2 separate regions of the Homo sapiens genome follow, and region 2 is linked to region 1. The links are chromatin loops, found by intact Hi-C in ENCODE. Cell type or tissue: PC-9. All regions are shown on one strand. Each heading gives the region's core, and the rest is flanking DNA. Links, peaks and the distances in the headings are about the cores only. Region 1 has its middle 72 kb from the start of DSC3. Region 2 overlaps DSG1-AS1 (DSG1 antisense RNA 1).

Region 1 (15,632 bases), core at 6,511-9,010:
CTCCAGCCTGAATATTTCTTGAGTTCTTGATGAAAGCAAAATTATATCAGTCAGTGATTCAGATATAACTTCATGTTTGGAGGAGAGAGTTGTTTCCTAACAGCCACCTGAAACTCTAAGCTAACTTGCTTCTCCCTATTATAAATATGGAATTCTACAAAATCATCTGTCTCCCCTGGACCCCTATCCTAGCTACAGTTTCATTGTCACTCTTCCAGGTCCTTCTGGTTTGATACTAGTATCTTTCCAAGCTTCTGTTTAGTCTCTTCAATCTTGAGACATTGTTTCCAGACGTTTCCCTCATTTCCCCTTCCTGTCTTAATTCACACTTCCTTCCAGGAATTATCCTAGCCATACACTTTCTGCTTATAATAATTCTGTCTTCCTTCAATAAGTTTTTGTGATATTATAAAAATAACATTCCTAAGATCAATATGTTCATCTAGATATAGATGAAGAAATCTGTTAACTTGTTAAAATAGGTATTTTGGTTTTCTTTGAATTGTGCAGAAGAAACAACGTTCCACCGCCTATAAAGCAGTGCTTCTCAAACCTGATTGTGTAGAGGAGAACAGATTTTTTTCTCACCCATCATAAGGTGCATTGCTGACTCCTCATGACAAAAGGCAGTTGTTCATGTCATGGCAGCCTTCAAAAATGAAGACAGAAAGACCCAGGGAAAACCATGTATTGTTATGGACAGTCATGCAGAAGTTTGAATGGTAAGAAATTGAAGGGAAGTTGACAAGGTTTGTTTGTCCAGATCCTTCTTGGTGTTTCTGAGTGACATGCCTTTCCTCCGGTTTTAGGGCAGGACACCTTTCAAATGAGGGTGTTCAGAGGAGAAGCAGCGGAATAGATGGGAGAGGTTTCCTAGGTCTTATGACCTGCTTCAGGGGATAATGGAGGAGGAAGAGTGAGAGTGGCCTTCCTGCTTCTGCTGGTTCCTCAAATGCCAAAGAGCCCTATTTTGGGGTAGCACTTTCTGCACCACATCAACCACACACAAGAAATACATGCTGGGGCCCAAGGCCCACCTCAGGGGCTCTGATTTAAATGACTTTGGGTGAAGCCCAGTCATCTGTATTTTTAAAGTGATTCTGATATACAATCAAGGACAAAAATCTGTTGTAATGTGTTAGATTATAGAACTCTGGGTAAAAAGAGCAGCCCTGAGTAAGGAAATTACTACCAGCTCAGGTTCAGTAGAGACAAAGAAAGTACTGAGAACAGATGTTCTGAGGTAGACTTGCATGAGAAGAGGCAACAAAAATAGTCAGGGAAGCTGGGAACCAGGGAACAGGGTAGACTGTCAATGTTGAAAGAATTTAAAGGCCATTTGTGAACAATTTATACTCAAAACTAAGGACAGAATTAGTAACAGGAAGATGTTAAGGATGTATTTAATGACTTAAACTAGGAGCAGAGTGTAAACTAAGATAATGAGTCAGGCCGAAATCAAATAAAAGAGATAATAAACCTACTCTTAGAAAGAGAGATGATCAAAATTAATGCCAAATCTAGTTAGTAAAAGGAAAAAAAAAAAAAAAAAAACCAAGAAAACAAAAAGAAACCTTCCCTAGCCCCCTGAGACTACCTCTACCATCTATCTCTTCCTCTTCCCTCCACAGCCCAGGCAGCATGGCTAAGAAATACGGTCCTATTTTTAATACTTCTTTGCCTCCAGGTACTCATCCACTTGTCCACTCACAGTGGTCGGCTTTCCAGAACAAGGACTCCAGAGCCACTCTCACTAGGTTCATCTGTGACCTCTTTATTGCGATATTGCATGGGCCTCTTTCAGTAATCTTATGGGGACTCTCAAGCAGACTTTGTCAGAGTTGATTGCTCTCTTATTGAATTCCTCTCTCTTCCCTTGGCTTCTATGACATATCATCCTACTGGTTATCCTCCTATATCCTGGAAAAATCTTATTTTTTCACCTTAGTGTTCTCTTCTTACTTTTCTCAGGATCTGTCTTTAGCCCACCTCACACTCCACACTATACCCAGGCATTTTTATCAACTCCTGTGGTTCAACTGTTCTCAGAAGGCTGATGATGCACACATCTTTGTCTCCTGTACAGACACCTCCTCCAAGCTATAGAACTTGCATGTTCTCTCAGATTTTTCATGGGCACATTTACACTCAATATGTTCAAAACTGAGTTCATGATCTTTCTCTAAATTCTTATGATCAGATTCCCTTAGTCACCAATGTCAGAATTAATAAATCATTCTTGATGTTTTTTCTCCCTCTCTCCCCTATGCAAAATGCATAATCCTCCTCCACAAGGTATGGTCTAAGGACAAGAAGCTTTGACATCACCTGGGAGCTTGTTAGAAATGCAGAATCTCAGGCCTCACTTCAGACCTATTGACTCGGAATCTGTAGTTTTCAAGATCTTCTGGGTATTCTTACATACAGTAATGTATATACACTGCTCTGAAATTCACACCTTAAAAATGCCTCAAATTCAACTCCCACTCTTTATCTCTGATGTAACTATCATAAGCTGAGCTGTGGGTTCTCAAAACTTGCTGCATAGTACAATCCCTTGGGGTTTTTTTTTGTAAATACCAATGCCAGGTTCTAGACCTCCAGATTCTGATTTAATTCATCCAGAGTGGAGCCCAGGAATCTGTAAGTTTAAAAAGATCCCCAAGATGTTTCACTATGTAGCCAGAACGAAGAACCATTTATCTAAGCCAAAATCGCCCTTTAACTACATGATTATAATAGTCCTTAAACTAGTTCCTCTGTCTTCGGTCTTTCCAGCCCTCCTTATTTCCAATAGAGTGATCTTTCTTAAAATCTGTATGTAAGAACTTTCACTGGCTACTGTTGGCTCCAGCACTGAGTCTGCACAGTTCAACATCTGCCCCCTGCTTATTTATCCAAGGCCTTTTCTCGCCATAGCCTGTGCTCCCCTTGTACTCTTCTGTGTCGCAACCAACTGAGTTATTTGCAGTTCATCAAATGGACCATGGGGTTTTGTGCCATCGTCTTTGCTTTTAATGCTCCCTTTCTCTGCAGTGGCCTTCTTGGTCCTGATGCTGAAGATCTACTCTTTGCATACTCAATTTAAGCATCACCTTCTCTGTTATGCCTATCCAGACCTTACCCTTACCTCCCTGTGGTAGACCTCATCACTCCATCTCTTTGCCACTTTTACATTTAGTGCATATCTACAATACCACATTATAGTTATATTCTAATTATTTTTTGTTATTCCTAACTCTATCAGTCTACAAATTGGAAGCAAGAAGCATGTAATTCCCTTCTGCATCTCCAGAGCTTCAGAGACCGTAAGTATATATGGAATGCATATACGAAGGAATAAAGTAAAATTCATACATATTTCTCTTAAACTTGATTAAAATGACGTGTTCTATAATTTGAAGATGTGCCTTTCCCATATAATGTGATAATGTATAAATATCCAAATTTTCATCAAAAGACTGACTAAATTTTTATCTTAAGATAATTAGTTTCCTGCCTGACTGTAAGATTGAGGAATTATTATGCCATTAATCATGTGTCGCTCGGATGACATTTAGCCATCACTTCTTGATTGTGAGGTATTAATAGAGGCCAGGAGTTAAAGTGGAGCCTTCGGGAGTTAGACAACACCTAGTTCACATCCCACTTCTATTTGTCATCAGGGCAACTTTCAGCAAATTTCTAAACCCCACTGTTCTCATCGATAGTGGAAAGACTTTTATCCACAGTAATAGAAAGTAAAATGAACTATTTTGACATCGTTTTTAATTTTGAGAGTAAAAAATTTTGAGTTTTCTCAACTACTCTTCTAAGAGGTGTGTCTGCTGTGACTTTCTTATCTAAAGAAGGCACTACTAATCAGTTTATGGAAGCTCTCAGAGGTGGAACTTGGAGGACTTAAAAACCTAATCTATACTGAAAGGAGTAACTGATGTAACATAGCATTTTGTTACACTTATTTATCAAATATAACAAATATTTACTGAGTACTTTCTGCATATTAGGCACTGCGGAAGATATTAAATTAGTCCTTGCCGTTAAAACATTAATATAGGTGGATAAAAAGGCATGCATTCACTCTTGGGTGCAATGTACACTATTTGGGTGATGGATACACTAAAAACCCCATATCACCACTGTGAAATATATCCATGTAACACAGCTACCCTCATACCCCTAAATCTATACACTTAAAAAGCCAATGCATGTAATAATTATACCTCATATTTAATACTTTATGCCAGATGATGCCTATATTGCATTAACTCTCATATCCACTCTAGAAGGTATTCATGATTAAAATCTTTGTACTGTAGATTTTTCATAATTTGAAGAGTGAAGTTTCATAGTCCGCTCAAAGGTGCCCAGCTAACAGGTGAGAGAAGTAGGATTCAAGCCAGGTGTTGTCTAACTCCCAAGACCCCACTCTTAGTGGCTCTCTACCAACTCTTTACAATCAAGGGATGATAGCTAAATGTCACCTGAGAGATGCACACCATTGATGGTGTAATAATCCTCCAATCTGACAGTCAGGCAAGAGCTAATTAGCTTCAGATAAAAACTGTCAGTCTTTTGATGCTGCAAATTCAGATATTTGGACACATCTGGTTAATTCACAGAACTTCTACTTTTCATCCAGATGGCTTGTCATCATAAATGTCATAATATAAACACAACCAAACTTGAACTGCTCAAGCTTTCCTAAATGAACCTCAAAGCACTCATTGCTCTTTCAGAAGTAAAATGTTGATTTTGATATGCTATCATCATCTTTTGTGTGGTGCCCCATAATTAAAAACTTTTGATGCTTCATTTCAGGACTACCAAGCTGGAAAATAGAAAGCTGTATTGATGAGAAATGTGGAAGTTTCTTTCTAAAAAATGGAGACAAGTGAGAAATATCACTGGTGTTACAGTCACCTCTGTAGAGTGGAGCTTCTGTTGATTCAAAGAATGCTGGCCTGCTCTAAGGAGAGTAAGACGGAAAGAGACCCAGACCCCAGTGATGGCAAAACATAACCTTCATAGGAGTAGTAGCAATGAAGTCTGTCCACTAGGTAAATCACAAGACAGAAAAGCTGTAAGATATTTTTAGCTGTTTTAGTGCCTGTGCCTTTCCGTAAAAATCTTAGTATTAATATAAGTTTGTCTATGTCTACACACACACACACACACACACACACACACAAACACAGATGCATGCATATGTGAGAACTGGAATTTGGATAGGAATTGCATTAAATCTATTGATTTGCTTTGAAAACTACCAAGTAAAACAACTTCAGTTATCAGTAAATACCGGTACTTAAGCAACACATACCCACTAACAAATACAGGTATCTGGAGAATGTGTTCCTATTCAGATACTCCACAGATTATATAAGGGTGAGCTCAGGCTTTGTCTCAGGAGTAAGACTGTATCATGATGTCATGTGTAAAGTATTCAGTAACCAATACGTTTTGTTTCCAGGTAGACAGCAATGATATGTAAACAAAATGAGTTTTGTCACTCTTTTTCAGATACCCTTTTTTTTTTTTTTTTTTTTTTTTTTGATACAGAGTCTCAATCTGTCGCCCAGGCTGGAGTGCAGTGGCACGATCTCGGCTCACTGCAACCTCTGCCTCCCAGGTTCAAGCAATTCTCCTGCCTCAGCCTCCCAAGCAGAGTAGCTGGAACTACAAGTGCGCACCACCATGCCTGGCTATTTTTTTTATTTTTGGTAGAGACGGGGTTTCACCATGTTGGCCAGGCTAGTCTCAAACTCCTGACATCGGTGATCTGCCTGCCTTGGCCTCCCAAAATGCTGGAATTACAAGCATCAGCCACTGCACCCGGCCTCAGATACCCTTTTAAGAATTGTAGGCCATACATCTCATGGAAATTGAATGGTAATACCTGCCTGCATTCATACTCTTGTAGAGCTAAGACCAGCATGACTTTTTCTGTCCTCTTACTTCTTTGGAGAGGAAACCGACATCTCAGCTAATAGTCATTTATTTTACACTGATGAATTTTAAGCTTTTATCCAAATTCATCATAATTAGAATCAGATAATAGAGTTCTGTGTGAGGCACCAGTAGCGTCCTTTAGAAAATCAAGCGGATTGTAATTAAGAATTGATGTGATACTTGGCAGAACCACAGAGTCTTCTGGGTCACTTTCTGCATGTTCTCTGTGAAGAGCCTTCACAGGAAGCAGCTGGAGCTCCAAAAGGACATTTGACTGGTAAATTGACTTGATTGATTCAAATTTGATTACATACTGGAAACACATTTAGTTCAAGTTAAGCACATTAATATCTAGCAGTTAGAATAAAGACCCAATTCCTTCTTTGTTATTCATTAATAAAACTTAATTACTTCAACAAAACATTAATGAAGAAAAAATATTGGCTTGCATAATTCATTTGGAAAAATTAATTAATTATTTTATTAAGGGCAGCCTGTTCCACAAAGTAATTACTGAGGCTTTGATGGAGAATTGCTTTATGTTATTTACTTAGTAAGTGGTTGTTTACCTTTTTCATCTGTTATGTATATAACTTTTTCCTCCTAGAGGGAAATTAAATATAACCTGAAGTCATGATGGTAACTATGTACTTATAATTGATAAGATGACTGCATTTTAATATGATGTTTACTAAATTCAACCTGTATTCCAAAGATAGAAGGCTTATTTAGTGGCAATATTCTTCCCAGCTAGATTTTCAACACAGTAGTATTTAACAAATAATGTCCTCATTTAGTAGGTAACTAGAAGTTATAAATGAGGGAAAATAAACTTTAGCGGGTTTGTATCTCAGCTTTCCTTTCAATCAGACAAAGCCATGGTTTGTTAATACTTTAACATAAAAGTGCCAGGAATAAGTATTTCATATGAAAATTATAATAATTAACGTTTTCTGAAATGTAATATCCAGGGCTGTATGAATGAGTAATTAAACATAAAACTGAATCAATAGTTCAGAATCCTTTCTTTCAACTTATTTCCTTTATGAGTTTGAGCTACACGCTAAACCTCATCATAGCTATGTAAAATAGAACTATCAACAGAAAACTTCCTGGTATATACTAATGACTTTAATTGGTTTCACAATTAATACAATGACCAATATTAATATTATTTAAGTTAATTGTTAACATAGTGTTTTAAAATTACTTTTTCATTAAATGCAACTGTGAAAGAGCGAGTCATTTGTTTTAAATTATAAATAGGTGATGAGAAGCTATCCTTCTTTTAGAAGCTAATTCATTATCTGCTGTGAATAAGTGAAAGTATTTCTACATTGCATTGCCTAAAAGAGACTTTCATTCCATTACAGGGTAGATTATTCTGCAGGTAATAGCAAGAACACTTGCATAATAGCAGCATGTTTCATTAAGATAAAAAAAGATAAACCCTGCAGTAGTGGCATTCCAAAATAAATCAGCCCAGCCCTGCGCTGATCAGCATTCGCTTTTTCATTACTATGTGGATATGATGGATATTTTTCAAAGCTTAGTTTAGACAAACTGTTCAGAAAGGAATGAGTTCTCCTGATCAAATGAAAATTAAGGTGAAAATAAATGTCCTTCCTCCCTCCCGCCATGGAAATATGTAAGAATAAGAGACAATTATTTCTCAGAACTGTTAAGTCCTCTCAGGATTTTTCTCCTTCATACATTATGCAGCAACTATTTCAAACTCAGCCTATCTCTGAGGGGTGGAAGATAGAGAAAAATAAATGAAAGAATGCCCGTGAATGTCATTCTTTCTAGAGACAGAAGGCACATATCTGCTTGAGTCTCTTTTTTCTATTATGCCACAGAAGCAGATGGCTCAAACCATTTTTTTAAACATTGGATTTCTCCACTTTATTCATTTCTCAGGTAACCACAGGATGGCAGCATAGGACGATAAATCAAAATTGATTGCTTAATTCAAAAACATCCACCAGCGGTTATTAATCAGACTTCAATCCTTTCCTGCCTAACACATGGAAATGGTGGCAAATTCATTCATGGGGAAAGTGTGTGTGATATTTAGTTCTCCCCGTGTGTGTGGTTGCAATGACACCTCACCAAGAAATTTCTCAATTTTAATCCAGTAAGACGGGCATGACAGAATCTGTCTTTCATGCTGTAGTATCCTGTAGCCTCACAGTTTTATCAATCTGAACACGATTTGTAGTGAGAAATATTATAGCTTTAGAGAAGATGTAAAAGATCTATCCATGACAGCCTTACAGCTTCTTTTTTTAGGAATACCCAGTTTCTCGTCTCTGCTCCCATTTCCTTCATTTATAATGATAAAATTAAAATGTGCAAAAATCCATTCTGATTATATCAAGTTATTTCGGCTCATTAATATAGGATTTTTTATTTCCCCATTATTCACTGCAGAACAGGATATAATTTATTTCAAAGCTGGATGAACTATCCAATTAATTTTAGGTACTTTTCAAAGTTTAAAAATTACAATCTTCTCAAAAATTACTTTGGATTTGAAATATCCATATTCCATATACTTTTTTAACTTTATGCGTATTTCCTGTTTCTTCATGTGGCTACAAATACTTCAAATGTTATTATCTGTCATGCTTAAAAATCCTCACTTAGAACAGTACTTGACCTAAAAAATGTTCCGTATGGAAATGTTTTATAAAGAGTTCCATTTGGGACGTTCTACACATTCTTCCTTTTGAAGAGAAGGGATATAGACATTAGTATCAGCCTTTTAAACCCTGCTATTAATATATGCTAATTTAGAGGATATAAACCAAAATGTTACTATTATTTTTCAGGATCCATAATATCTCACAACAGACATGTTGACATCACAAATACTGAACTTTCAATCTACTTTGTTGTCCACTCAGAATATTTGTTAACCAAAAAACCCCCAAAAAATCCAAAATTCCTGAAAGAATTTTTAACTCTATTTTTAAAGTTTCTCATATATTTTAACTGATGTGAATCATTCCATTTATTTTTAAACAATTTTTGTGAAGATTGTACACCATATAACTTTGACCTAACCATGAAAATGATTGAATTTATCAATATATATTGCCATCTAGTGGCCATTTCTTAAATCACATTTTGGATCTGAAAACGGAGTGGACATTTGCCTCAAAAGTGCCACACTGCAGTGATTACATCCAGAAAGATAATTTTAGAGTAATCTCTGAACTCAAACTAACTTATTATAATTTCATTAAGATAACAGTTCAATTTGTTAGGACCACTTTCTTTAGGAAATCTATTTGATTTTCATTTCCTTTATCCATCTTTTCAAAATTTACTGCATACATCTTAAGGGTAAATAATAATTAACCACTGCTTCTAAGAGGTCTAATGTTAGACTGCCTTTGAACTGCCTACCCATATACATTCCCACTTGGCTGTTTACATGCAATTTAATTTATAAATGTTCTAATCATTTCAATTTGATGATAGTCATACTGCCTTTTACAAGAAATAATAGTTGTAATATCAGCTAATTGCGACTAACTAGAACTAAGCTGGTGGTCAGTTCCAAAAGTGATAAAATATTCCTACTTTAAGCCCTAAATATAGTTACTGTTTCATTAATTTAAAAAATACTTTTTTAAAAGCTATTTGGTGTCCTGTATGCTAGTAAGTAGAAATAAATGATAAACAAGTTTCATTTAACTTCTGCTTCATGGGGCATCTATGGGAAAAAATAAATGGTAAACACATAATTATATGCAGAAATACTTCATTGGAGTATGAGAATCATCTCTATTCATTCAGATACCACCCTCCTTTAACATACTAGGGAAGAGAAGCTTTCACATGTCTACCCACTTCTGCACCAGCAGCTGCTTCTCCAAGTCTATTCCCTGCTGGTCACTGCATAAATCACCCACCACCACCCAATACGGTGTTGCTGCCCCACGAAGAACTCAGTAAATGTGGGAGAATGCACTTTACTGCCTTCCTCCTTTGTGTCTCAAGATTCCAAACCAAAAGACCACAAGGGCACGTAAGATAGTACTAAGTGTTTGGGGGATAAAGAAAAAGGAGTTACAACCTAGAGGAGAAAACTGCATGTTAACCATGATCATTACCATAGTAATAAAAAAACGTTGCCAAGAGTTACATTCTTCAGAGCAGACACCTCTGGATGCACCTCAATTCCTAGCAGTTCCTCCCTGTCCTTGGATCCACGTTTCTCTAAGAAAACTCCTGACTTTTCAAATCTTCCCATAGCAGTCGAGACTGTCCCCCTGGGAGGTATTCAAAGATGCTTCCTTCTTCCTAGTTATTCATCCAGCTGGTAACTATTGAACCCAACAAGCAGATGCATCACACATACATAAACCACACACACACACACACACACACACACACACACACACACACATTATTTTCAAGGGCATAAAGCTTAAATTGACAATAAGAAAAAGACATATTTTCCTAAAACAACCCCTTCCATTGCTCATAGAGGCAGCATCCTTCGTCTCCCAAAGAATAGTGGTGGTTTCCGTTTGTTACTTTTCCTTTTTCTTTTTTTCTTTTTGAGACGAAGTCTTGCCCTGTCGCCCAGGCTGGAGTGCAATGGCGCGATCTCGGCTCACTGCAACCTCCGCCTCCCAGGTTCAAACGATCTCCTGCCTCAGCCTCCTGAGTAGCTGAGATTACAGGTGCCTACCACCACACCCAGCTAATGTTTTGTATTTTTAGTAGAGATGGGGTTTCACCATGTTGGCAAGGGTGGTCTCGAACTCCTGACCTCGTGATCTGCCCACCTCAGCCTCCCAAAGTGCTGGGATTACAGGCATGAGCCACCGAGCCTGGCCTCTTTTTCTTTATTTTTTTAGACAGGGTCTTGCTCTGTGCCCAGGCTGGAATGCAGTGGCACGATCGTAGCTCACTGCAGCTTCTACCTTCTGGGGTCAAACGATCCTCCCACCTCAGCCTCCTGAGTAGCTGAGGTGCTCACAACCACGCCCAACTGGTTTTTTATTTATTATTATTATTTTTTTTTTTTGTAGAAACAGGGACCTGCTATGTTGCCAGGCTAGTCTCAAACCCTTGGCCTCAAGGGATTCTCCTGCCTCAGCCTCCCAAAGTGTTGGGATTACAGGTGTGAGCCACCATGCCTGACCACCTTTTCTTTTTTATAAGCCTATGTTCCAAGGCTTCCTGATATATATAAAACAAATAATAAATTGGGTACATTACAGAGCCATACACCCTTTGACGACTCTCTTAGCTACATAAAGACACAGCAGACATTCTGAAATTAAAATTAATGGGAGGTCTTCCCTTTGCATATAAGGTTAGGTTTATGAACAAGGAATTTTTTATTTTTTTCTTACATAAAAGGGAGTCAGAGTAAGTCTTTTATTCTTCCACTTAGTCTTCTAACCAAGCAACACACCTGGAAGTGAGCGATGGGTAGTGATGGTGATGGTATTGAAGGAAACGGTGGTGAATTTTCTCCAGTTACACAGTTTGAGTAACTGCTCACAGGAAAATAAAACCCAGTATTAAAGGTTTGGAAGACAATAAAGTTAAGATGATTCTTCAACAATTAATACAAATTAGCTTGAATAAAAGACCGTTAAAGAGAATGGGAAGAATTCCAAGTAGAAGAAAAACCGTACACAAAGGCCTCAGTGCAGAAAGGAGCTTGACCTCATAAGGCTAGGTTAGTGAAACACTGATATCATCATTCCTTAGCAGGCCATTGGGACTATTTCAATGAGAACACTTTGGGATATGTATTTCTTTCCAGTGAATTGTGTTAACTATGTTATATTTCATCATGGAATTCAGGCTTGGTTGTCTTCCAGTGGTATCTACTTTCCCTTTCCCCTAGGCTAAGGATGTTAAACTACCCAGTTCAACCCCAAAAATACAGATGAGAGTCCATTTTCAATCCCATACCCACTTCACCAGGAGTCCAGGAATCTTCTAAGAGATTCAGATGTTGCGACCATTATGGAGCAGAAATCTTCATAAGATAACGAAAAACTGTCATGAAAACTTAAGACATTTGTACCTCCCACTCACATGTTGGAACTGGAGTGCAAGTACTTTTGGGGCAAGCAGTGTGACATTTCCTCTTAAATGGGAACTAGACAGCAGACAGTTGGGGACTCTGGATATAATTACATGACCTCCCTATGCTGACACTATGCACAGCTGGTACCTGGAAGTCTCTCCTCATAAACCCCAAACGCCTGAGGTCAGCTCTTGAGTCTGACAATGGTCCCGCTCAAAATGATGCTGGCCTACTACGGATGCTTTTATCCTGGCTTAGAGTGACTCTCCCTTCAAAGACTAAGATATCGTCTTTCCTTGCAGCCAGAAATGGGAGAAATGGGGACAGAGTGCAAGAGTCAGAGAGAGGGGGAGACAGAAAGTGGGGGGCGGGGTAGAAAAGTAGAGTTTTCATAGCTTGTTCACTTGGAAGGAAGTTCAAAAAGCAGCTGGGGAAATGTAAGCATAGCTATCATGTGAAAGCAGAAAAGATGTTTCAGAAAATAATGATAAAAATAATGCTAACATACCATTGACAATTTTGAGATAGTTGGCCTGAGAGACCAGTGGAAATGAGAGAGAAAGAGAACGGTCTTTTTCAAAGTGAATATTCTTAACCAATCCTTGACCAATAGAGCTTCCAATTTTCAAATGCTTCGCTAAAATGACAGAAGTCTCTCCATCTTGTTTCAAATATTTTTAATCTTTGCAGTTCTAAACTAAGAGAGTTGGAAGCTATTACACTCCCTGCTTGCCAGCAGAGACATCAGGTGCTTTTTCAATGAACAAACTACCAATTTAGTACAGCTAAATAAAACTAAGCAACAAGTATCTATTACTGAGCAACAAATTATGGCAAAACTTAGTGGCTTAAAAGAAGACATATTTATTATCTCTCAGTTCCTTTCAGTTAGAAATCTGTTCTATTTCAGGGTCTCTCACAGGCTATAATAATGGTGCCAGTGGCCCCTAATCATTGCAAGGCTCAACCAGGTAAGGACCTGCTCCCAAGCTTGCATGGTTGTGGGTAGGACTCAGTTATTCATGGGTTCTTGGGGTAGGGCCTCAGTTCCTCTCTAACTTGTTGGCTGGAGGAGGCCCTCAGATTTTTGCTGTATGGGCATCCTCAACATGAAAACTTGCTTCATCAAATAGTAGAAGCTGAAAAAGCAGTAGAGTCAACAAACAACATGGAAATTGCAATATTTTGTAACCAAATTACAGAAGTCACACCTCCTTAACTTTGTCATGCTCTGTTGGTTAGAACAGAGTCCCAATCTCCAGCCTGCGTTCAAAGAGAGATTATATAAGAGTATGAATACTAGGATATTGGGATCACTGAGGACCATCTTAGAGGTCTTCCTGTCGCAAAAGGAATAGGTTTCTTGATGAGACTTGTAATCATCCTAAATGCCTGTTTTAACTGCCTACTGCATACATTCATACACACAAGAGAGCTTGCAATGTAGCATTTGAACTGGAATGACAATTCAACCATGTCTTTGAAACCTGAGAAATTGTCCTGTGTCTCAATCCAAAGCAATAGCTGGGAAATGGTTTAGCAATGGACACTTATTATCTCGCTGCTAGCCATGCATACTAGTAATACCTGCTAATGCACACATTTCAGCAGCCAGCTTTTCAGTGCTATGAATATTTTAGCCAATATTTAATACCATCAATATTTAACTGCACTGTTTGGACCAGTATTAGATATTTGGACTCACCAATGAATAGGAGACAGTATGGGTCAGGGTTCAAGGAGAACAGACTATACCTCAAGTAGTTCTAGCAAAAATATTAATTAAGAGTATTAATTGTTTACAGACTTGTTGAGAAGCCTGAGAAAACACATTCCAAGTTGAATATGTAGGAAGTAACATTGAGCCACACTGCAGAACAATGTCACCATGGGAGCTAGTTCTACATCAACTGGCTCCAGGAGTAAACCACCACTACTACACTTACAAAACTACCCCCATCAGGACAAAGCCACAACCAAGAAACATCAATTAGCAGGAAGCAATTGCAGAAAAATAAGGCACCTCCAAAATAGTTCTTTCCAGAATCAAAGCATATGAGAAACACAAACCAGGCCTCTGCCTCACTTCTGCCTTCTAGGGTATGTACAAAAGCACCTGATGGATGGAATCAAAATTGTGGCCAAAATCCTAAATGCGAATGAGGCTGAGAAATTTAGCTATTACGTTTCTGGCTTATAAACTGCAGGAAGGTACATGAGAAGGAACAGGGAATTGATGTTTTCAGTGCTGGGTCAATTTGAGTAATAGTTTTTCAGGCCTTCGAATTTGACTCAAAGTAACTCTTGGCATGATCAGAAGAAGAACTGTGTGGGCACGTGTCCCTTCACTGCCACTGTACCAGTTCCTCACCTCCTTTTTCTAGTTGCATTCCTAGAGAAGATGCTGGATCATTAATTTCCATATAGCAAATAGCAAGACGGAGGAGTATAAAATGGGACTGTGATGACACACAGAGATCCATTCCTGCTAACTTTAGGTTGAGTTTTTTTAAATGTCACATTTTGTTTAAATTACAGGTGGTTGAAATTGTTACTTTTGCCTTCAGCAAACTTACAAGAAGAAGAGAAAATCAATATGACCTAGAGAAGAGGTAACTGGTCCAATATAGAAATACATATCTTGTCCTTCAGCAACTGAGACACAAATTGAAGAAGAATTTGCAATCAGTATCACAAATAGGATGCAGCATCCTCATCTGATTTGTCAACTAGATTAATTTGCTTCCTTTTCTTATTCACACTGAATAAGGTCTTGCCACTAGATTCCATACTTTTTCCATACTTTGATTTTATGATAGCTGCACCTGTTCCTCCTCACCTTGTTTGCTGGTTCAAGTAGACAACCACATCAACACATGAGCACAACAATTATTGTTTCAAGTTTCCAGATAATCACCCTATTTTAAATTATAGTTGGTATTTACCTTTCATTTTCTCATATTTTTGTCTTTTTGCCTGTCTTGATAAAAAATTTTTCTGTGGTGTCTCAGTAAAACCTTCCTTTTCTCCAGTAAATTCCACCATGTTCTAAAATAATCTAAATCCTTAGTTGAATGCTGTTCGCTTGAATGCTTTTGCTTCTAGAGCTCTGGTTTTTCTTTACTTTCTCCAAATTCTGACATAGACTTTTTTCTTTCTAGGTAGGAATTTTGCCTAGTTTATTTTGATTTCTATCTGTATTAGGTTATTTAATGAGCTTTTGACTACAGTTTTGGTTTACAGAGTCATTTTTTAGGATCTTTGTCTACCATTTCCCTTGCCTTCAGGTATGGTGCTTTTTTTTTTCTGAAGATCTTGGCCACATCCTTGCCATCAAAAAAAAAAAATCCAAATCATATTATGATTCACTACTCATTAATATGGAAAGAATGTCTAGACATCCTTTTCCTCTTCACTATTCTCACACAGAAATTAAAAATCCATACTTTCATAGAAAAGAAAACTCCTGCCTTACACAAAAAACTCTTAAGTACAGTTTTAAAATATTTACAATTATTTATATTAATGTTTTTAAAATATTTTCCTTGGTATTCTCTAATGGAAACAAATCCTGTCTAAATTTGCAATTAATTTTGGAAGAAAATATTTATTA
Region 2 (15,632 bases), core at 7,946-10,445, 450 kb after region 1:
TCCATCCTGTTCCGGAGTGAAGGAGGACTATGAGCTCAGTTTCTGCAATCACGCCGCTGGCCTTGCTTTGGAGGGCTCCCGGCTGGATCAAGCCCGCAGCAGCCACGGCGGGAACGGGCGCCTGCTTGTAGTTCTCTTGGCTAGTTCTACACCTTTAAGTCTAGGGCGAAGTCTGTGCAAATGTGGGAAGGCCACGTCCCACCACTGACTCCCTCTGTGTAATTAATTTACTTTTATTTGGTCAACAAGCCTGGAGATGTATCGGTGTAACTTGTATCTCTCTTTGTCAGCTTTTTAGCGCCTACGCCTTGCCGGGTGGTGGTGGCACCGCAGACGGCGGCGGCAGCGTTTTAGGCAGATGCGCGCTGCAGGCAACTCCAGCGCTGTTAAACCAACATCCTCCCTTTTCAGAAATCTACACCAACACCTATGCAGCCGGGGGCACGGTGGAAGGAGGTGTATCGGGAGTGGAGCTCAACACAGGTATGGGGACAGCCGTTGGCCTCATGGCCGCAGGGGCCGCAGGAGCCTCAGGGGCCGCAAGGAAGAGGAGCTCTACCATGGGAACCCTGCGGGACTACGCTGACGCAGACATCAACATGGCTTTCTTGGACAGCTACTTCTCGGAGGTAATGCCCTCACAGTCACACATAAAATCGTCTTGAGATTGAATAATAATAATAGTAAAATACTCACAATGGTAGTAGGCCTCTTCGGAAATATGCTGTTATTCTCAACCCTATCCCAAACCTGAATAAAAAGTATTTCACGTCTCCTTAAAACACAAAATGCTAATTTGCCACAGGATTTCATATTCAACTGCCATAGCGCATCTTAGTACCGTGAACAAGGCCACACCCCTCATCATTCTCCACTTCCCTTTTCCATTTTTCTATCTTTTGTTTCCTTGATTCCTCACCTTGTTTCCCACAGCAGTAGCAAAGCAGGAAAATGCTCATCAAGGGGAAAAAAGGTGCATTTATGACCTCTGTTTTTGATGTCCTTCATGTTCTCCCGGAGCCTCCAACAGAAAAGAGAAAATAAAAAGAATTGGGAACGAAAGGAGTTAAAACTCAGGAACGCAGCATCACCACAACTCGTGCTAGATTAAGACCTAGAAGATAGCTCTCCTATTCTCAGTCCAGTGACTTATCCACCAACTGACCTTCACTACGAAAAGGGGTCCAGCAATAGCACTGCTGGGTATATATCCAAAAGAAAGGAAATCAGTATATCAAAGAAATATATGCACCCCCATGTTTATTGCAGCACTAGTCACGTAGCCAATACATGGAATCAACCTGTGTCCATCAACTGATGATTGGACTTCTAAAATGTGATTCATATACCCAATGGAATATTATTCAGCCATAAAAAATGAAATTTTGTCATTTTGCAACAACATGGATGGAACTGGAGGACACTGTTAAGTGAAATATGCCAGGCACAGAAAGACTAATTTGACATGTTCTCACTCATCTGTGGAAGCTAAAAGGAAAAACCGAACTCATGGAGATAGAGAGTAGAATGATGGTTACTAGAGGCTGACAAGGGTAGTAGGGAGGGGAAACAGTGGGATGGTTAATAGGTGCAAAAATACTGTTAGAATGAAGAAGATCTAGTATTTGGTAGCACAACAGGATTGCTATAGTTAACAATAATTTATTACACATTTTAAAAGAACTAAAATAGAACTAGAATTTTATCTCATATTTCAGTCGGCCTGCTTTATTCTCCATCTGTTCATACATGAATTTCACCATGATTCTTTACCAAACAAATGCTGAAGATGTTGTTGCAATTGTAAACTATATCTTAAAATTGGTAGTTACAAATGCTATCACAGAATGTGCATGGATAGTATCAATTATTTTAATGAGTGATTGATACCATTATTCAGTTTATTCCGTAACAACTTAACTCAGAAGTCTCTCTGAGGGATTGCTGTTATTCTTCCTTATTTTAGGGAAAAAGAAATTTCTAATTCTGTATTTCCTTTTAATTTTAGAAAGCGTATGCTTATGCAGATGAAGATGAAGGTCGACCAGCCAATGACTGCTTGCTCATTTATGACCACGAGGGAGTCGGGTCTCCCGTAGGCTCTATTGGTTGTTGCAGTTGGATTGTGGATGACTTAGATGAAAGCTGCATGGAAACTTTAGATCCAAAATTTAGGACTCTTGCTGAGATCTGCTTAAACACAGAAATTGAACCATTTCCTTCACACCAGGCTTGTATACCAATCAGTACTGACCTCCCTTTGCTCGGACCTAATTACTTTGTTAATGAATCTTCAGGATTGACTCCCTCAGAAGTTGAATTCCAAGAAGAAATGGCAGCATCTGAACCCGTGGTCCATGGGGATATTATTGTGACTGAGACTTACGGTAATGCTGATCCATGTGTGCAACCCACTACAATTATTTTTGATCCTCAGCTTGCACCCAATGTTGTAGTAACCGAAGCAGTAATGGCACCTGTCTATGATATTCAAGGGAATATTTGTGTACCTGCTGAGTTAGCAGATTACAACAATGTAATCTATGCTGAGAGAGTACTGGCTAGTCCTGGTGTGCCTGACATGAGCAATAGTAGCACGACTGAGGGTTGTATGGGACCTGTGATGAGCGGCAATATTTTAGTAGGGCCAGAAATTCAAGTGATGCAAATGATGAGTCCAGACCTTCCCATAGGCCAAACCGTTGGCTCCACATCCCCCATGACATCTCGACACAGAGTAACACGATACAGTAACATACATTACACCCAACAGTAAGTGCTTTATGGTCAGTATTCTATGTGGAGACCTTGCACCTTGTAATCATCAATACATCCACCAAAAATATATAATGTACCATATATATTAATAGTCAACAAATACTCAGATATTCTAAGGTCAATGCCATTATTTGATTATACCATTTTGAGGGTGAATATGGCTAGGCACTTTAGATAAGCCTTTTTAAAATTCTTTCTGATTTTAAATAATGCGTCAAAAAATGTGCAGAAAATGTATTGCATCCCTTGATACTGTCTAACGAATAGCACATAACTCATATTGTGAATCCTATGGGTCTTGAGGCCTGTAGAACCAATCTTGTAAACCAAGATGCCTTGTTCTTGGAAGTTACAAAAGAAGCCCTGTCTACATCCACCAGCCATATTTTTCGTTAGGGAAATATTTATATTAAAATTTTTAATTGAAAAGTTGAATGAAATGTACATTCTGAAAGGAAATTGAAAAGGAACGTAGAGTATCTGTCAATATCTTTAGATATCTGAAGTCATTTGTCTCTTCAAAAGATTTTTCAATATTATGCGCTATTAAGCAATAGGAGATGCTTAATATAATAAGAAAAGAGTTTGCCAACTGAAAGCATGGCTGGAAATGGTTCATCAAAGAAAAATATATATTTTTATTGAACTTTATTGATTTATATGATTAACTGTAAATTAATCTAGAATAGCAAAAAAAAATGACAATCCTAAAGTAGAAAGAGTTATTGGGGAAATATTAGAGTTTTCCCCACTTACAGGGAATTTTTTCCCTACTGTTGCCAATTATGTCAGAAAAATACATGAAATATGGCTTAACCAATTTCATTGACCTGAATCGTAGAGCTTTCAATTGGCAACCAGATATTCTCCAAAAGCACTCTGTAGTTATTCATATATTCTACAATATTTACTTAGAAGCAACTAGGTGTTGGGTGCTAGTCTTGGCTCTGTGAATATACAGGTAAAGAAGACAGACATGGTTTCTGCCTTCATAGAGCTTCTATTCATTTCTAGACTTAAAATAAAACTCTGGGATATGGCTTTAAGTTCCTAACAACAATAATTAACCAACTACTTAAGTCCATTACCAAGTTGTGTTTCTCTTTGCAACACTACTGTTTATGTTGAATAAATAAAATGGAAACACATTGCTTACTTTTCGTAGGCATAAAGCTGACTTGAGAAAAAGAATCTCTAGCCAGGTAATTTTACTTAATTCTGTAAAATATGTATACAGTAGCAGCAATAATGTGACTGAGATAATGTAAATGAAATAAACTTATTTTCAAGGCTTAATCCTTTTGAAAGGAAATAATTGTAGTGTTTCTTGCCTATCTTTTGCTCCTTTATGAATAAAACTATTGTAGAATTTAAGTCATCTCAGATAACCTCTTACCTAGTTCTCTCATTTTCTGGACAATGAATCTAGAAATAGAGAGGTTAAATGACCACAACCAGCTAGTTGTGGTACAAAGCCTTGAACCCATTGTTCAGATACGCTAGCCAGTATGCTTTTTTATACTATAACTTCACCAGATCTGAAGAGGATCCAAACCTGCCTGTTGCATACTCTTTGCTATTCCCTAATTGGAAGAAAAACTCTCTCTCAAAAAATTAAGTTTTAAAGTGTAAGCGCAGACCAGCTAAAACATTGTAATGCTAGAAAGTTACTTACATATTTCCTAATATTTTCCAAATTATGTGTACTGCCAGCTGCTACATCCATTTCTCACTTTAGTAAATTTTACTACTCTATAATTGATGAAATCCATGGGGTAGCTAAGGAGCATTGGTCTCATGGTGATTAAACACTCAAGCAACAACCAGCCACATAGCATCTGGCACACACTCCATTCCGTGGCAAATCCTGACATGGATATTTCTCGCTTAAAGTTTGCATTGGATGGCTTTTGTTAAGTCAAAAACTAACACATTGGTGAGACTGCGGAGAAAAGCGGACACTAATACAGTGTTGGTGGGATTGCAAATTAGTCTAGCTACTGTGGAAAATAGTTTGGAGAATTCTCAAGGAACTGGGAGTTGAATAGCCATTTGACCTAGCAATCCCATTACTGGGTATAAACCCAAAGAAAAATAAACTGTTCTACCAACAGGACACGTGTACCCATGTGTTCACTGCAGTGCTATTCACAATAGCAAAAACATGGAATCAATCCAGGTGCCCATCAACAGTGGACTGGACAAAGCAAATGTGGTACATATACACCGTGGACTACTATGCAGCCATAAAAAAGAATGAAGACTGAAGAATGAAATCACGTCCTTTGCAGCAACATGGATGCAGCTGAAGGCCATTATGCTGAGCAAATTAATGCAGGAACAGAAAACCAAATACCTTATGTTCTCACTTATAAGTGGGAGCAAAACATTGGGTTCACATGGACATAAAGATGGACATAATAGACAATGGAGGCTATTAGGGGAAGGAGAGAAGGAGAAGGGCAAGGGCTGAAAAACTGTCTATTGGGTACTACGCTCACTACCTAAGTGACGAGTTCGGTCATACCTCAAACCTCAGCATCATGTGATATAGCTTTGTAACAAACCTGCGCATGTATTCCTTGATTCTAAAATAAAAGTTGAAAAAGAAAAATAACAAAATAAAAAATTTTAAAAACAGGTATTTTTATATATAATGATTTCTATTCTTTTGGGTAGATGCCCAGTGGTGAGATTTCTGGGTTGAATGGTAGTTCTATTTTTAGTTCTTTGCAAAATCTCCATACTGTTTGAATTTTTTTAACTACAAATGGATAAGTAGGATCATACTCTTGGTATATAGAAATACATGTTGTTGTCAGAGAAATTTTTTGAGTGTATTTTAAATTACTGTTATCATTTAACATTTAAAACATGTTAAAAAATTATAAAAATGAACTCAGTAAGTTTTCTCGTCTAGAATATAGTGATTATTTTAAATTTGGGTCTTTTTTTAATATTTTAAACTGACCAAAAAAGTGGAAATCGACCTGCAAAAATAGAGTTTGCATTCTATTAGGCCAATCATTCTAAGAATTATAAAATAGTCAAAACACTATGAGATTTTAGAAATGAAGAATAATACCAAACATTTAACTAATAGATTACTCTTTTTTTTTTTTTTTTTTTTTTTTTGAGACAGTCTTGCTCTGTTGCCCAGGCTGGAGTTCAGTGGCATGATTTTGACTCACTGCAACCTCCACCTCCCAGATTCAAGCGATTCTTGTGCCTCAGCCTCCCGAGTAGCTGGAACAATAGGCGTGCACCACCAAGCCCAGCTAAATTTTTTGTATTTTTAGTAGAGGCGGATTTTTGCCCTGTTGGCCAGGCTGGTCTCAAACTTCTGGCCTCAATCAATCCACCCACCTTGGCCTCCCAAAGTGCTGGGATTACAGGCGTGAGCCACCATGCCTGGCCCTGCTTACAATTTTAAAAGGAGGTTAAAACACCACTTGTGAAAAGGATAAGATAATGTTCCTGTGAGCTTTTTCTTCTCTTTATCAATACACAAAGACTTAAAGCTGCTTCCAAAGAAAAGACTTACCTCTAATAGATGCCCTCCTCCATACTATCTGTGGAAATAAGAGCTGAACAATGTAATTTTCTCTCAACATTGTTAGTAAGGAGGAACTCTTCCACCATTCCAAGGTGATCAGTATCATTCAGATGCAACTCAAGCTTCCAAAATTGACATACTTTTTAAATGTCATCTCAAACGAAATAGCATAAACCAATATTCTCTTTACTGCTTAAGACTCAGGGTATTAATTTGTCTAAGAAGTAAAAATGATATCGTGTTTATGTTAAGGTTTGAAAATGAACCCAAAAGCTCAAGAAATTATATTTTATAAATAAATATAACATATAGTCTGAATCATATTTCCTGCCCTGTGAAATTACTTGAGGGGGTAGCATCATTACATGAATAAATGGGTTATCTTGGGAAAGTCTTACAGGTGAAGAGAAAGGAAAACATTAAGAACATAGAGTTAATAAACTTGTTCAAGAAAAAAATTATTTTCTAAAAAAATTCTTCTTTTGAACTAGTTATTTCTGATCATGGTGTATTAATTACTAAATGTAATAATTTTTTATGTATTTATTTAAAAAATATATATGATAAAACAATGTTTTATTTTCTCTTTGGTGAATGTAGTATTTCATATGTAAACAGACAAATTCAGAAAATCTTTTCCCATTTTATTGATAATCATCTTTATTATTATGTGCACAGTACAGGGGCATGAATTCACTTGTAAATTAAAATTTAGAATAATTCATTTGTTTTTAATGATAAAATTTATCAACAGAATTATTATTTTATTAGTAAATGCTCATATAAAATAACAAATAAATTTAATAAACTCCATAAATTATTGTAGACACTGCAATTAAAAAATTAAGTATCACCATGGAATACTATGCAGCCATAAAAAAGAATGACATCATGTCTTTTGCAGGAACATGGATGGAGATGAAAGCTATTATCCTTAGCAAACTCATGCAGGAACAGAAAACCAAATACCACTTGTTCTCACTTATAAATGGAAGCTAAATGATGACAGCACATGGATACATAGGGGGAACAACAGACAATGGGACCTCTTGGAGGGTGCAGAGTGGGAGAAGGGAGAGGATCAGGAAAAATAACTAATAGGTACTAGGCTTAATACTTGGGTGACAAAATAATCTGTACAACAAATCCCCATGACACAAGTTTACCCATATAACAAACATATACATGTACCCCTGAACTTAAAATAAAAGTTTAAAAGAAAATTATCTCTTCCCACTGGATTCAATCTTGGGGCATGAGATTTAAGATATGAATTTAAAATAAAGTAGTACCAAGCATTTAACTAACAAATTAAAATTTTAGAAAGGTGAAAACAGTACTTGTGAAAAGGGTAAGAAAATTTTCCTGTACAATTTTTTTTCACCAATTCTCTATTCAACAAAATTATTACTATTGTTTCTGTGCCAGAGGTACCAATTTATGTAGAATAAGGAAAGAATAATTATTTTCAATCAGGGGAATTGAGGAAGGATCCTTGAAGATGATGTAGAATTTTGTCTGACGGAAATTACAAAGATATAAAAGCTAAAACACAGGCTATACCCAAAGACTATTAAGTAGCCAAATTAAACATACTTAAAAATGTCTGAAACAAAATAAGAATTTTAAAATTATCTTATAGTCAGCCATTTTAAGATGATGGTTACTGCATTAATTACTCAAAATATACTATCCTATTGAAATATCAAAATAACACTATGAGGTATGATTTATACCCATGTCATAGATGAAGACACAAAAGCTAAGCTAAGAGAAATGCTCTTTTATTTTTCGAGATGGAGTCTCGCTCTGTGTCCCAGGCTGGAGTGCAGTGGCGCGATCTCGGCTCACTGCAACCTCCACCTCCGGGGTTCGAGCGATTCTTCTGTCTCAGCCTCACGAGCAGTTGGGATTACAGGTGCGTGCCACCACACACGGCTAATTTTCGTATTTTTAGTAGAGAAAGGGTTTCTACTAAACCAGGCTGGTCTGAAAGTCCAGATCTCAAGTGATCCGCCAGCCTCGGCCTCTCAAAGTGCTGGGATTACAGGCGTAAATCACCACACACGGCCAGAAATCATTTTTGTTAGAGCTTAAGTGGGTAGCAAAATTAAAATTCAAACCCAGGACTCACTCCAAAACTCTTACTGCTATTCACCAAATTATTTTATTTAATTCTGGAAGGATATGTGAGAGGCAGCCTGTAGAAGGATCTTGAATCCAATTAGGAGGTTGGATTTAACTTGGTAGGAAATGGAGAACCAGTGAAATTTTTTTGTGCCGGCCAATGGGCAGGCCCAATTTTATGAGGTGGCACTGGGACGGCCCTCAGGAATCCTCATGATAGTCTGTCTGTGTTCTGTTGAGACACCAGGTGGCTCGTTCACTGAGGTGGAGAGCCTAGTGTTTGTCTCTGTGGAAGTCACGATCTTCTGATAAGTCACCATTCCAAGCCTAGGAAATCCTTTAGGTCACCACTGAGGTGAGCAGGTCCGTGATGTTTCTAAAGCGACTCCAATTAATCATCCTACTTGTTAGTCAAAGTATTTGCACATTGAATGCCCTTCCCGTTTTGATCACTTTAAGTGAGGTGTTTGGACTAATTGTAGTTCCTAGAACAGGGCCTGCTTTCTCATACCTCTGTCACGCTGCTCCACCCTAGTTTCTTAATCTGGAGCCCTCTCCACTCCCCTCATCTGTTTAGCTTTTCCTTACTTACTCACCTCAAGCATTGCCACTTCTCAGAAACATTTCTTGTTATCTCTTCCACCACCCCAGCCTGCTGGGGTACTGCTAATAGTCTCTCTTCTATTAGGTTGATATATGATTAGGTATGCTGATGATTCTGACTATTGTTATAGCTAGCTCTCCTTTATTCCCTTCAGAAATTACCACACTACTTCCCTGTGCCTGCTAGCCTGTGAGCCCCTTAAGAATACAGACAATGCATTTCTCTTTCCTGTATCTGTGGTGTTGGAATGTCTAGTATATAGCATGCATTCATTTAATTGTAGAAGTGAAAAATATAGTCAAGTTCTCTCAAGCACCTAAAAGTAAGTGTCTACAGTTCAACAGTGTCGCCTCTAGATAGCAGCCTTCTGAATGATCTCCAAAAAGCTTGTGTCAATGTCACCCTTAAGGAGAAGATGCAAGCATATTAACTAACAGGACAATCACATTTCCGGAGAAATCGATCTTTTGCACAAAGAGTACTAAAATAAAGTCACGGAAAATAACTTCGCGTGCTTTTTGAAAGAAATTGTGGTATAGATGGATAAACTAAATTCTAAAAATGCTACAGAGAAAGTGAAGCTGGGAAATGTAGTTCCACAAAGGCCTTAAAAGTGTGTGATGGTAGAGCAAAATTGACGATTGGTAATTGTCAACCCAGCACAGATACCCAACACAGACAGTTTTTAAAGCAGTGACAGCAGATTTGCTTTTCCTACAGTTAGCCAAACAGACACATTTGAATGTGAATTTAGTGTCAAGAGTTTGTCACTGAATTTTTTCTAGTATACTTTTCTGTAGCTTGATTTTCTCACATTACCATGAACATCATGCTGTGTCGGCACATATTTATCAACCTCATTCATTCGAAAATCTGCATAATATTCATAAATTTGCACCACACTTTTTTAACCATTCTCTTATTACCAGAAAATTAGGTTGATTTCAGTTTTTGCTATTACAAATAATGCTACAATGAATATTTACATATCTAATATAGGCATGATACAGATGTACATATAAGAACAAACACATGGAAGTTGAAATATTTGTATAGGATAGACTCTTTAAAGAGGGAAGCCGTATCAAAGCATATGGACAAATAATTTTTATTGCATTTTCCCAAATTTTTCTGTCAACAAGAATGTCCATTTACACTTCTGCCAGCTGTTCTTGACAGGGCTTGCTTAGCCATAGACCTAATAATAATTGATGTTATCAGCTTTTTAATGTTTAATAATCTAATAAAAATTATAATTATTTGATATTACTCATCATTATACAGAATTTGGCATTCAGTAAATATTAGTTGACAATAAAAGAATAAATTAATCAATCAATATTTTAAATTACCATATATACTTAAATACATTTCTAGTCTCTCTTCTATTAGATTGATATATTATTGGGTATGCTGATAATTCTGACCATTGTTACAGCTGTAGTATACTGTTTTCAGTGTGTTTACTATCTGACAGGTACAATCCCCACCCATTGGCTCTTTTTTTATTATTATTATCTTGGCACTTCTAATACATTCAAGTTAAAAAAATTTTGAAGGATATGTTTAGAATTAATTAAAATTAAATTGAATTATACATTAATAACTTTGATATCTTCAAAACTCCAGCATTAATTTGTAACTTTGCCTGTTCCATTATGACATTTACACAGGATAAATGATTTAGAAGAATGTTAAAACTTCTGGAAATTTGCTGATCATTGACAGAGGCCGTTGATAATAAGATTGCTTTCATTATAGCCTTTAGTTGATTAATAGTTTTTCTTTTCTTTTGAAGTTATTTCTTATGTATAAATTCGGTAACAAAAAAAATTATATGACAGGCAGCAAAATAGAGCTCTCAATATTAAGAACCAGATGAAAGTTATTTATTTTAATCATATTTTCCAAAGCAACATAAAAGCCAAATAAATGAATCCTAAACTTTAAACTTACATGTCACATGGAAAAATCCCACTTGCAGAAAGCCAACTTAATATCAGTAAATATGAAATAATTTTCAACTTTATCATAAATTTTGAAATATGTGAATGATTGCTGCAATATTTTAAACATAGACTAAATATCAAATACAGATCATGAAAATTAATTTGCAAAGACAATTTCTTTAAATTCTATTTTAGCTTACTTGAAATAACAGTAGGCTGAAGAAACCCAGTTGATAATGAGAAGGAATTACTGGCAGCAATTTTGCCAATGCTTTTATGGATTAAGAAAGCAAATAAATAAAAAAGATTGTGAGATGTCTTATCATTTTTGAAAATAATAAGGTAAAAATCAATAAAACTATTCAAACAATTATATACATTATTTTATATAAATTATATACATCCATTTATATATTTATATATAAATTTTCATAAATAAAATTATATAAATCCATTTTACAGATAACTATGTGTATTGTCTGGTTACTGAAGTGTTGGCATGCAGGTAGCATGTGCTAGCACAAAGTGTTTGTTCACTAGCTGAACTGTGCATAAGAAAGGTAGTGTCAGGGTGCCAATATATAAAGTAGATAAAGTGAGTTAAATGAAAGGGGAACAAATGAAAATTGAAGACTACCTGTATTTACTGTTGTTGGCATAAAAGATTGACCCTAAGCATCAAGAAAACTTTTCTTAAAAAGCGGACCACAAAATATAAATTAAAACCACAATAAGACAGCATCTCACTCCAGTCAGAATGGCTTTTGTTAAAAAGTCAAAAAATAGCAGATGTTGGGAAGGCTGCATAGAAAAGTGGACACTGATACACTGTTTGTGGGAATGTAAATTCCTCCAGCTACTGTGGAGAGTAGTTAGGAGATTTGTCAAAAAACTAAGAATTGAACTACCATTCCACCCAGCAATCCCATTACTGAGTATATACCCAAAGGAAAATAAATTGCTCTACCAAAAGGACACATGCACCCATATATTCATCATAGCACTATTCACAATAGCAAAAACATGGAATCAACCCATGTGCCCATCAGTGATGGACTGGATAAAGGGAATGTGGTACATATACACCATGGAATACTATGCAGCCATAAAAAGGAAGAAAATCATGTCCTTTGCAGCAAGGTGGATGCAGCTGGAGTGATTACCCTAAGGGAACTAATGCAAAAACAGAAATCCAAGTACCGCATGTTCTCAGTTATAAGTGGGAGCTAAACATTGGGTTCCCATGGACATAAAGATGGGAAAAATAGACATAGGGCTTACTAGAGTGGAGGTGGGTGTGGGACAAGGACTGAAAAACTACCTATCTGGTACTGTGCTCACTACCTGGGTGACAGTCATATCCTAAACCTCAGCATCACGTAATATACCTTTGTAACAAACCTGCACATGTACTCCCTGATTCTAAAATACAACTTTTAAAAAAATGAAAAAAAAAGAGAGAGGGAAACAAAAAAGGACCATACTTTCGTTAGAAATTCACAGAGCTAAGGTTTTCTGAGACTGATAAGATTACCGAGTTAAAAGTAAGAGAGAGGCTGAATGTGTGTTTGATAGGGAGGCAGCAAGTTTGTGTGGTGAGTGATGGTGAGGTGTTGGCACAAAAGTCACCATGCATGCATGTGATCAGAATAAATATTGATTGACTAGGAAGTCTTGTTAAATACACATTATGTATTTAACAAGGAGGCACTGACTGGGTGATGACTTTGATATCAGTGTGGCATGAGCCACCATATGTAGAGAACATGAAACTAGATAGGAATTATTAAAAAAAAAAAAAAGAGTAAAAAACAAGTATTTACTAGTATGTGTCTAGCACTAGGCTAATTGTTTCTCAAAATTTTTCTTATTTAATGCATCTTATGATCTTTCTTTTATAGTTGAAGAAAATTGAAAAGAAAAACTATAAGGAAATCACCGTGAACCAATTCCAGTGCTCATTCATTTATTCATTAAATGTTTTTTGAGCATTTTCATTATTTGCATATGAGCTAAGGGCTAGGTATAGAAACGTGAATTAGGGTCCTTACCATCAAGGACCTCAGTCAGATTCAGGAAGAAGTAAAGGGTTGAAATACAGTATGAGATACAGTTATACAAGGGGGTATGAATGAGTGTTAAGGGAGAAGAGAAGAGGGGCCTAGCATTAATGAGCTGGGAAAGGCTTCCCATAAGAAATGAACTTTGAGCCAAGCCTGGAAGGAACCACAGGAAACAGCCAGATGAAGAAATGAGAAGAGCATTCCAGGCCAATAGGATGGAATTGGAGACAAGGAGAGAAACAGGGAAGATGGAGAAAGACTGGCTCCTCTGACAGCTGGAAGCAGCTGGTAACGCTGAAGAATAAAGGCAGATCATCACAAGACAGGAAGGAGTCAGAAACCTGGAAATCAATGACATGTTAAGGAATTTCCATTTTAATCTGAAAGTTAAATCTGAAAGAGAACCATTGAATATGCCTAAAGGAGAACAGTGAATTTGAAATCGCTCGTGAAGTTTGCCTTGGCATGCATAGGAGGAGAATGAAGCAGTTGATGAGAAGACCAGCAAGGAGTTGTTTCAATGAACCAAGGCAGTGAAGAAATAACATGCGTTCCATCTACACATCTTAACCCTTGGGATAACTGAATAATTAGCTGCCCACATCACAAAATCGTAGTATAATTGTGCATTTCACATCATCAGCAAATGGTGGTAACGAGTGATGCCGGCTATATCCCAAAGGTGGCGCTGTAACCTAAAAGCACGGAGCCCAGGAAATGCCCTGCAAACTCTAAGGGTCTCTCTGTAGGACTATGTGCTGAAGGAGCTGACTCAGACATAGTCCTCCACCTCAAGAAAAATATGCCTTCTACATTTATAAGGAATAGAAATAAAATGAAAAGAAAAACTCAGTGTTAAGATGTCAAGGTTTTTTTTTTTTTTTTGCTCTTAGTGCAGGATGATTATTTTCCCAGTATAAAATTAACATGTGCTCATTGTAGAAAATTTAGAAAATGTAAAAATATAAAAGAAAATGAAAATAATTTCCCATTACCCAGAGACAACAACTAACACCATGATAATTCTCCTCGACTAATGCTAACACAGCTCTACCCTTCAACTGATAGGTAAGGCCTAGAAACCCAAATCTGTGACTGAAATTTAGTCTTTCTCTAATACCCATATTCATTGCATACATTATTTTTTTAGTTGAGATTATCCTATATAAAAGCCTGTACCTGCATTTTACGCTTAATATTCTTCATAAAATAATTAAAGAGATATTTCATCCCATGAAATGACACTGAGGTTTCCTCTACTCCTTTAATATTATAAGTGATTGTGTGATTAATATCTTTGTGCATAGAGCTTAACATGCACTTTACATTATTTCCATTAGAATTGAAGTTTTGGGGTCAATGACTATGCACATGTTTTAAAATCTGTATATTACAACACACTGTTAACAAGACAGTCCTTGATGTTAGTGAAGACACCTTATACACCAAAGTACAATAATCATAGCTATAAATTTTTTTATATCTCTGGAGTTCTAGTTTTCCTCCCAGTTCTGAGTCTGTGAGTCCAATAGATATCATTATGAAACTTACATTTGTTTATAAGGATGCCAGCATTATAAAGGCATATTTAAATAGATAACCTCTGCTATCAGGGGTTAGGTTGTGCCAGTTGTTTTTGATGGCCATAAAACTTACTTGGTTTTTGGACTGAAGACAATATAGGCTTTGCTATCTACAATGTGTCCAGCCCCTATCTATATATAGTATAGTCCTAGAACCAAAGTTATAGGACATAATTTTCTAAGAAAGAACCATATTACATCTAACAATTTGAACACTGAAGAACTCTCTCCTCCAAGAAAATAGGCATGAGAAGGCCTGAACCACAATGCCACAACAGAATCTCCCAGGTATTACCTGTGGGCTGATTGATAGAACTCGGAAGACAGCTATCAATAAGTATCCTTAGATTTAAATACACGTTTTAGAGGAAAAAAATATTCCCAGCTTAGTCCTTCAGTGCAAATGAGAACAAGAAAAAAAGAAAAATATATATATTCCCAGCAAAGAGGACATGATCTGACATGATAATGGTGGATCTTATCCTGAGATGGCACTTATTACTTATCTTCATTCCTAATTTCAAACAACTGAAGATTTTTACACTGTCCAGAATACATTACACTATGACTAATCTTTCACAATTTGTGGATTTCATGTACTAGCCTGCTCCTTGTTATTTTCTATTTCCATAGTTTCTATTTCCACCCCTCTCTTTGCCTCCCTTAATTTAGGGAATGTATATGCTCTGCCTCACCTGCACTGTGATGTTGGCAAGAAAGAAGGTACTGTGACAACTGACATTTTAACTCAGATAAAATGTCTTGTTTTATCCCTTGGACAGGATGGAAGACCTGGACATGTGAGGGAACATTCCGTTTATATAGTAATCACTTTCATAACAGTTACAAGCTGGATGCAAACTCCCCCAAACAAATGTCGCAAGCTAATAAGAGTCACTAACTTTTTCTGATGGCTGTTATCTATTCATACAGCAGCATAATCTTCACAGCATGATTAGAATCCTTTACCAA

The links. Hi-C counts contacts between places; a loop is a spot of excess contacts. Peaks named below come from ENCODE experiments on the same cell type or tissue, not always from the same donor. Only the 100,000 strongest peaks of a DNase experiment are listed, where the experiment ranks them.
Region 2: a loop joins it to region 1, with 4 times the contacts of the local background. A loop is called at or near these places in 4 of 110 quality-filtered maps.

Annotation. Positions count from the first base shown.
Region 1 is chr18:30,962,500-30,978,131 of GRCh38, forward strand. No RefSeq gene overlaps it. Among named protein-coding and RNA genes, the nearest start is that of DSC3, 72 kb to the right of the region's middle. In PC-9, for the core only: a CTCF peak has its summit at 7,882 (motif pointing right); no DNase peak of the experiment used is centred there.
Region 2 is chr18:31,410,820-31,426,451 of GRCh38, forward strand. All of the region lies in intron 1 of DSG1-AS1 (DSG1 antisense RNA 1), which reads right to left. DSG4 (desmoglein 4) reads left to right here. Exons shown (of 16, transcript NM_177986.5): 15 at 412-629; 16 at 2,009-4,090. The coding sequence ends at 2,776. Among named protein-coding and RNA genes, the nearest start is that of DSG1-AS1, 8.4 kb to the right of the region's middle. In PC-9, for the core only: no CTCF peak of the experiment used is centred there; a DNase peak (open chromatin) is centred at 8,902; H3K27ac peaks cover 1,176 bases.